Linked DNA regions of Homo sapiens: region 1 is linked to region 2. A link is a loop called in an ENCODE intact Hi-C map of the cell type or tissue named here. Cell type or tissue: breast epithelium. All regions are shown on one strand.

Region 1 (4,000 bases), 47 kb after region 2:
TTTATATGTAACATACTTTTATAGGAGATGAGTGGGGTTTAAAATTTTTTTACTTTTGATGAGGACACATTTTCATAATGAGAATTTTGATTCTATTTTTCTTTATTATGGAAGTCATACCAATCATCACTGAAAATTTAGAAAAAGCAGAAATGACTGACGAGGTTGGAGACAGGGATGGCTGCATGTAAGCGAGGGGCTGGTGCGGGAGCGGGGACAGCCCAGGGCTGGTCCTGGCAGCGGGGTTTCAAGCCTCCATCTCTGGGTCCTGAAGTCACATCTCAGCCTGGCAGAGCCTCCCTGGCTCCTGGCCCCCCACGTGCTCCTGTGCTTTCTGGGGTCACCTGCGTGTGGGCCAGTCCCCTCCAGGTTGTGGCTCCTCAGCCCCACCCCCATCACCTGGGCGGGATCTGTGTCGGCATGGGGCTCTGCATATCATGGGAGGAGATGGATTCCTTGAGGGGCTTCTTGGCCGTAAATGGCACTGTCTCAGCAACGGAGCCCTGATGGTGAGGATGTCGTGGCAGCCTCAGCTCTGCCTGTGACCCAGGGACACACACCTCAACTGGGGGATGCTGCTGTATGGTGATGGGTGGAAGGAGGGAGAGTGGCTGGGAGGAGAGAGCTGAGCTCACCCATGCAGAGGTCAGGCCTGGCCGTGCTGCGCCCTTGGACACGGGCTTTTACCAGGAAGCCACAGGGGCACGCTGACCAATGGCCCAGTCCCTGCAGGTCTGTGACAGAGCCAGGTAGGACCCAGGTTTCCAGCTCACAGATCAGCGGACTCCCCCCTGCCCTCCCGCAGGAGCACAGGTCCCCGGCCTCCGGTTGGGGCGGGGCTGCCGGGACGGACCGCGCGTCCCTGCTGGATCTCGGGCTGAGCAAATGTCAGCCTGACCCCAGGCAAGGAAGCAATCCCAGCTGGCATCTGGGCCCGGGCAGCCCCTCCAGCTGGGATCTCCCGTCCCATCCTTAGTGACAGGTTTCCTACCAGAACACGCACCCTGGGGCTACAGGGGGCTGTTTGGTTTAATTAAGGGGCCTTTCGTGTCTCCTCTAGAGATGAGTGGATTTGGCCCATAGCGTTGAGCCAGCTGCAGCCCCCTCTTCTGGGTGTTTGATCTGCCTCTCCTGCCTCTCCTCCCTCCCCACCCCTCCCTCCCTTCCGCCTCTCCCCGCTTCCTGAGGCTGACCTGACATTTCAGCTCTGAGTGGTTGGCCTGTGCTGGCCTGGGCTCGCCTTATGCAGGGAGGCCTGTAGACTCGGGGCCACACCCATCTGTCTGTCTGCAGAGGATGGAGCAGAGTGATGTTTTGGGTCCTGGGGGAGGAAAAAGCGCTTCCTTCCACCCCTCCAGGTTCTTGAGCTGGTTTATGAATTAAATTGACATAAGACAGATGAGCAGGAGAAAAACAATTATAATTATGTACATATGCATGACAGTTCCACAAAAATGAGACTCAAGAAGAGCCCAGATGATTAAAGTTTATGTGTTATATATATATATATATTTCTATACCATCGTGAACTGCAGAAAGGCACCAGGGTTGGGGCATCTGGAGGGCGGAGTGTGGGGGAGCACCGCCGCGTTCCTTCTGGGGAGACCCCATGGGGCTTCTGCTCCCTTTGTAGGAGGGGAGGCTGTGGATCCAGGCGGAAGGTCCGAGGGCTTTTCATTTTCGGGACTCTCTTCCTGACCTCAAGCCAGTGGCTGGTGGGTGGCGTGGGTGAGCCCCTACCCTCAGTGCCTCAGAAGTCACCCCTCCCTTCCGGAGTCCCCTCCTGCTTCCTCTCCTGCGTGGACTGAGCTGGCAGCCCTCCCACCTGCCCACCAGGAGGTGTGCGAGGAGCCTCATCTCCACTGTGAACCCCCTGGAAGTGGGAGGGTGGGTAAAGGGGAAGGCAGGTCGCCCAGCAGATGAACGCTTTCTGCAGCCCTGACCTGGGCCTCTCGTCTTCCCACTGGACACCCGGAGCCCGGAGTGGGCGTGACACATTCCTTGCCCCCTGGCAAGTAGGCATGGGTCTCCTCTTGCCCTATGGCCCAGTTGGCTCGTCCTGTGACTCCGATCAGTGTCCGCGCACCCTGTGTCCTTCCAGAGAGTGGACAAGAGCCCCTTTGCTCCTGGCTGGGCCACACTGGGCTCTGCTGTGGGGTCCAGCTGGGGTCCCACTGGCCGGCAGTGCCGGGACCTGCTCACCTCCCTCTCGCCTTCTCTTCCGCAGGCCTTTTCCCTCAGAGGAGACCACAGAGAATGACGATGACGTCTACCGCAGCCTGGAGGAGCTGGCCGAGTAAGGCGGGGGGATGGGAGGAGGGATGGAGAGGAGGGAGGGGCAGGGAGGTTCCTGGTGGTGTCCAGGGAGTCAGGAGGAAACATGGCGGCCACAGTGCAGGCAGAGCTGGCCCTGGCCCTTCCCACCGGGGCATCTCCTCATGATGGGTCATGGTGTGGGCTTCCGTGCTGAGTGGGAAGGCATGCATCTGAGAGACCTCAGACATGAGCAGATCTTCATATCCCTTGTACATTCTAGAAGGCTGCCCAGCCAGTCTAATGGCTGGCCCGGGTGTTGGCCCATTGCCCTAGCAGGGTCCTCCATGAGGGCTTGTCTCTGCGAAGCTGTGGGGCAGAGAGGGGGCTGGCCATGCTCCCCAAGCCGGGTCCTGGGATGCCGTGTTGTGAGGAGGGAGCGGTGCTGCCTGGAGCGCAGGTTCAGGGCACAGGAGTGTGTGGGCTCGGGGTTAACACGTGGCCCGGCAGGCACTGCCCTGCCTCGGTGGACCCGCCTCTGCTCTTCTCCGTGTCCACCTCATTCCTCTCTCTGAGAGGCCTCTGCTCCACCCAGGCGCTGCCCAAGCCTGGCCACAGCACCAGGGCCCCATCGGGACCGTGGGAATCTGTGACCAGGGTGGGATCACGTGGCCCGCTCCAGGAGGAGGGAGGTAGGAGGGTAGGAGGAAGGGGCCTCACCTGCAGGTGAGGGACCTGGGCTGAGACCGAGCATCCTTGCTGGGGCCTCACGGCCTGGCTCATCCACCACCCTCCCAGGCCACCGGGAGATGGTGCCTTCGGGCATCCTTGCTGCCTGGGGGCCTCTGGAGCTGTTTGACAGCAGCTTGTGTGTTCTTAGCTCAACTACGGTTTCTTCTGGAAGACTCTTAGTGTTTCTCTCTCCCTTCGTTTTAGAGCACAGACTGAGAATGACAACCGGGAGAGGAGTAAGAGGGGGAGCTGCGTGTATGGGAGTGCCTGCTGTGTATGCTGGGGCTGTCCCTGTCTTACTGCTCAGCCCACATCCAGGGCTGCCTTTAGCTTGCAGGGCCCAGGAAAATACTTTCCGCAGGATCCCTGTGTATATACACAATTCAAGTCATCCCCATATCAGCATGTGGCACCACGCTGGCGGCCCAGTCTCATGCACTTCTGTGAAAGAAATTCCTCACCCACCAGCTGGAGTAGCTGCCACCAGCCCATCCCTTTGATGCTGGGCTGGCCACGGGGTCCTTGGCAAATCCCACTGGCCAGACTCCCAGAGCTCCTCTGGACATCCGGTCGGCCCCACGTGGGTCTGAGGGTTGTAGAGCATCTTAAAGGGGAGAGATGGGCACAGGGGCCATGCAGGTCACAGCCAGGCCTGGGGCGCCCACCTGGAGGCCACTGTCCACCCTGACCAGCCTCAGGAATCTGAGGGAGACTTCAAAAATTCAAAAAAAAACTGCTCACTCCTGGAATCCCAGCATTTTTTGGGGAGGCTGAGGCGGGCGGATCACCTGAGGTCAGGAGTCGGAGACCAGTCTGGCCAACATGGTGAAACCCTGTCTCTACTAAAAATACAAAAATTAGCCAGATGTAATGGTGGGCACCTGTAATCCCAGCTACTTGGGAGGCTGAGGCAGGAGAATCACTTGAACTCAGGAGGCGGAGGTTACAGTGAGCCAAGATTGCGCCACTGCACTCCAGCCTGGGCGACAAGAGTGAAACTCCGTCTGGGGTAAAA
Region 2 (4,000 bases):
CTAGTCACCTGTGGACCTCAAGTGTGAGTTTTGGGGTGTACTTGAGCCTCACAGTGGCACTGGATCCCGGGAGGGCTTCTCGTCCGCCACCTTGGGTAGTGAGCTCCCTGTCATGGGAAGCATGCAAGAAGCTGCTGGTGGCATTGCACAGGTGACCGGAAGCCTCCCCAGGTCCAGTGCCTGAGGGCCTGCTCCGGCCGAGCTGAAACCTGCCTGCTGCTGGGCCGCCTGCCTGCCGTGGCTGGGGATGACTTGGGAGTCTCTGCTGGGCTGTCTGCCTGCCGTGGCTGGGGATGACTTGGGAGTCTGCAGGGTGAGTGGTTGTTCTATCCCCTCATTGTTTCAACATGTTCCGACGAATTTTTAAGTGGCTGAGCTGCTGCAGCAGGTCAGCAGCTGACTCGGCTCTGTTCCTCTCCCTGGCCCTGACTGCCCACTGTGGCTCACACCCGTCAGCCCCACACTCACTTGGCACACCCCGGCAGGGAGGCTGTCTCAACGGATGGGTCTCTGCGCCTTCGCTCCTCTGTGGGTCCGCCATTTGTGCAGAGAATCGTTGTCAATTACCAGGGCTCTTCGCATGATTAGGGGAACGTGAAATGAGCAAATGATGAAGGGCCCATCTGCTCCAGGAGTGGTGTGTGGGGACAGCCGAGTCTTTTGCAGGCTCAGGGACTTGACTTTCCATGCCAATTAGGAGGGAAGGATCCAGAGAGAGCAGCAGGGGGTGGGGACATAGGGATGGAGCCTGGGGAGGTTGTTCCCTGGGAAAGAGGGCCATTAGGGGGCCAAGCCTGGCATGGGGTGGGTGTGGGGCCCACATCCCGAACCCAGGGTGCCAGAGGCCTCTGGGGAAGGTGGAACCCCTGTCCCTGCAGTCACAGCACACCGTCCCTGACTTCTTGGCATGGCAGAGTCCCTCTTGTCCTCCTGGGCCTCTCAGCTGTCGCCCCCTGCTCCCTGGGGGTCCTGTCTCAGTGGCTGGCTGCCTCTGCTGCAGGGGTTCAGGGGCCCCAGGGGTCACCTTATGACATTTGTATCCCTGAGTCTGTCTGCTCTGAAGGGCTGAGCGCTGTGTTTGTGACATTTATCCTTTTTCTGGCGTCCACTCTCTGCCATAGCCAAGTATCACGGACCTGGTGCCGCAAAACAAGGGGGATTTATTCTGCCCTCTCCTGGAGGCCAGAATTCCAAACTCAAGGTGTTGTCGGCAGGGCCACGCTCCTTCCAGAGGTCGCGGGGGTGGGGATCTGACTTCACATGGCCTCCCCTTTCTCCCTATGTCTTTTCTCTTCTTTTGAGGGCCCTGGTCACAGTGGATTAAGGGCCCACCTTACTCCAGGGTGACCTCATCGTCACTCATGACATCCGCTGTGATCCTATTTCCAAAGAAGGTGGCATTCTGAGGTTCCAGGAAGGACATGAACCGTAGGGGATGCTCTCCAGCCCCGTACAGATGTCGGCTGGCTGTGACGGCAGCATGTTCGGGCCAGGCACAGCAGGGCCGCCCCTTTGGGGCTGTGAAGGCTGAGCGGACAGGGTCTGTGCCCTTGGCGGCCTGCGTGCTTCACCTGCTTCACTGCAGGGTTCAGTCTGGACCCAGCATGTTCTTTGCCTTGCTTTCTGTTTATTGACAGTCTGCTTCCTGCCCTGGAATCTCCGAGAGCTCTGCAGGGCATGGCTGGGCCTGTCTGTCCACTGTGTCCCGTACAGCCTGGGGCCTGCCACACAGCTATCTGGGGATGGCTGCCTCTTGCCTCTTTTGTTTTCGGCACTGTATCTCTTGGGAGAGGAACCTTCTGGAGAGTCAGTGGAGACTAGGTTGAAACCTTGACGCCCTCCTTTGTAGCCCCGCACACTCGCTGGGCACCTGGCAAGCAGGAGGCGTCATGCTGGGATCCTGTGCCAGGCGCCCTGGCAGGTTCTCAGCACGTACTTGCTGCGTGTCTGATCTGCGCCCTCCCCAGTGTTGCCGTGATGCCAGCCGGGGCCACTGAACTCTTCCGCCCCCACACGCTGCCTGGAGTAGTATGAAGGATGGAGTTGGTTTTGATAGGACATTAAATAATTAATTCCTGTCTGGGCTGAAAATATAGAATATTAAATTATACATTTGGTATCAGACACATGAGAGGGCCTCTCAAAGTTCCCGGCCACTTGTAGGCCACCCTCAAGGACGTCTGGGACCTCGGCGGTTTCCAGTGGCTGGCTGCCAGGCCCACCATGGATCTCAGGCCTTTCTCTGCACCTTCCCCCTTCCTTGTGTTCCCAGCTGTGGACTGTGTTCCTCGTCAGTTCCTCGTCTCCACCTGCTGCCTCTGCTGGAGGCTCGAGCTGCCTGGGAATCCGTCAGAGCTTGCCTTGGAGACTCCTTTGCAGCCTTCATGCAGGGCCTCCCCTCCTGTCACCCAGGCCCCTGATGGGATGCAGGAGAGCTGGGCGCTCCTCCTTCTCAGTCCTGTTCACAAGCCCCGTCTCACTGGGAGGAACCTTGTGGGGCAAGTCCAGACACATTCCAGAGGGCCTTGTCCCACGTCTGCGCTCCGCTATCTGCAGATAGCATCATGCCTGCGGGAAGGCCGCATCTCTCTGTGTCTGGAGCCCATGGCTCCAAGGCAGCTTTTCTGGGGACAAGTTCTCCGGGTCGTATGGTGGGAAGCCCAGCAGCCTGAAGGCCAGTCCTAGCTCCACCACCTCGGGCCCTGTGCCAGCAGGGCCTCTCTCCCTGCCCAGCCTCTCTGGGACGTGGGTGGGCCATGGCCCCCAGCTCTGGGCTGCTGGCCCCTTGCTGAACCTGCCCCTGTATGGAGGGGGGTGTTGCTGCCCCCGGGAGCACCTGACAGTGGGGGGACTGTGCTGTAGCCACCGAAGGCAGCACCTAGGCTCATGCCCAGGGATCCTTGCAGTTCACCTGCCTCCATCCTGAGCCACGGCCAGTGTCCTGGAGGGCCGACCGCAGAAGCTGACCTGCTGCCCACCTGACCTGCCAAAGGGGCAGCCCCTGCTTTACCTAGATATTTTAGAGCAGTTTTAGACTTAGCAAAATTGAGAAGCTAGTGCAAAAGAAGATTGTATTCCACACCCGGGTCCCCCATCCATACCTCACAGTAGTTGGTGCTTTGGTTACAATGAATGAACCAGTGTGGACACATTGTCACTAACTGAAGTGACTCTGGCTTCCTCAGTTTCCCCTTTATGTCCTCTGTCCCAAGACCCATCAGGGACTGCACATCACATTCACTTGGCCATCTCTTGGTCCCCTGGGCGGTGGCATTGGCAGTGCCCCCCGCACCCACCCCTTCTTCATATACAAGATTCCTACTGGAGAAGCTGTCCCTGGTGCTTCGTGTAAAAGGCATCTTTTATAAAACCATCGGTCAGATCCAGCCTTTTCTGACCTGGGAGTTCCCCATGGCTGCCCCTAAGGCCATTGTCCTTCCCTGCCCGCCTTTATCATCTCATGAGTCCCTGAGCCTGGCTGACAGGTCCCTCACCACCTGCCTGGTTCAGAGGCTCCCTCTCAGCTCAGCTGCTTCCTGCCCACTCTCCCTCCCCGTGCTGCCTGCCGGCTCTTTCCTCCGGTGGGGCACACAGAGCTTCTTGGGGACACACCTTGTACCCTGGTGTCCAGGGCTGCTCGTGAGTGCCAAGTGGGCAAGGGGCTGGTGGAGGGATGCCTAGCCCCTCTTCCTGCAGACGGCGCAGGTGGGTCCAGGTGGGTCCTTCCTTGGCCTGTCTTCCCCATGCAGCGTCTCTTCTTTCTCCTCTACTTCCAGATGGCCTTGTCCTTATCCGTGTCCTCACTCTCATGGTTTAGAAAATCTTTTCTGGGAAAAGTGCATTTTTGAATCCTACCCTTAGACAGGAAAAGAAAAATCCATAAAGTGGCCATTTTGGGAAGTCCCTTGATGGGCCAGGATTAAGCAGTCATCAAGGTAAAACCGCTTGGAAGCAAATCTGGATGCCAGAGCTTCGTCTGCGGCCGGTTTCCATCTGTTTC

Evidence for each region. A loop is a pair of places that touch in the nucleus more often than their neighbours do. Peaks named below come from ENCODE experiments on the same cell type or tissue, not always from the same donor. Only the 100,000 strongest peaks of a DNase experiment are listed, where the experiment ranks them.
Region 1: it touches region 2 in a loop (1.9-fold over the local background); 3 of 110 quality-filtered maps call a loop at or near these places.

The regions. Positions count from the first base shown.
Region 1 is chr9:133,832,568-133,836,567 of GRCh38, reverse strand. It overlaps VAV2 (vav guanine nucleotide exchange factor 2), which reads left to right. Exons shown (of 30, transcript NM_001134398.2): 4 at 2,228-2,296. Among named protein-coding and RNA genes, the nearest start is that of SARDH, 96 kb to the right of the region's middle. RefSeq lists an enhancer at 1,692-2,514. In breast epithelium, no CTCF peak of the experiment used is centred here; no DNase peak of the experiment used is centred here.
Region 2 is chr9:133,879,828-133,883,827 of GRCh38, reverse strand. All of the region lies in intron 2 of VAV2 (vav guanine nucleotide exchange factor 2), which reads left to right. Among named protein-coding and RNA genes, the nearest start is that of VAV2, 110 kb to the left of the region's middle. RefSeq lists an enhancer at 552-1,285. In breast epithelium, no CTCF peak of the experiment used is centred here; DNase peaks (open chromatin) are centred at 1,677 and 1,967; H3K27ac peaks cover 2,416 bases.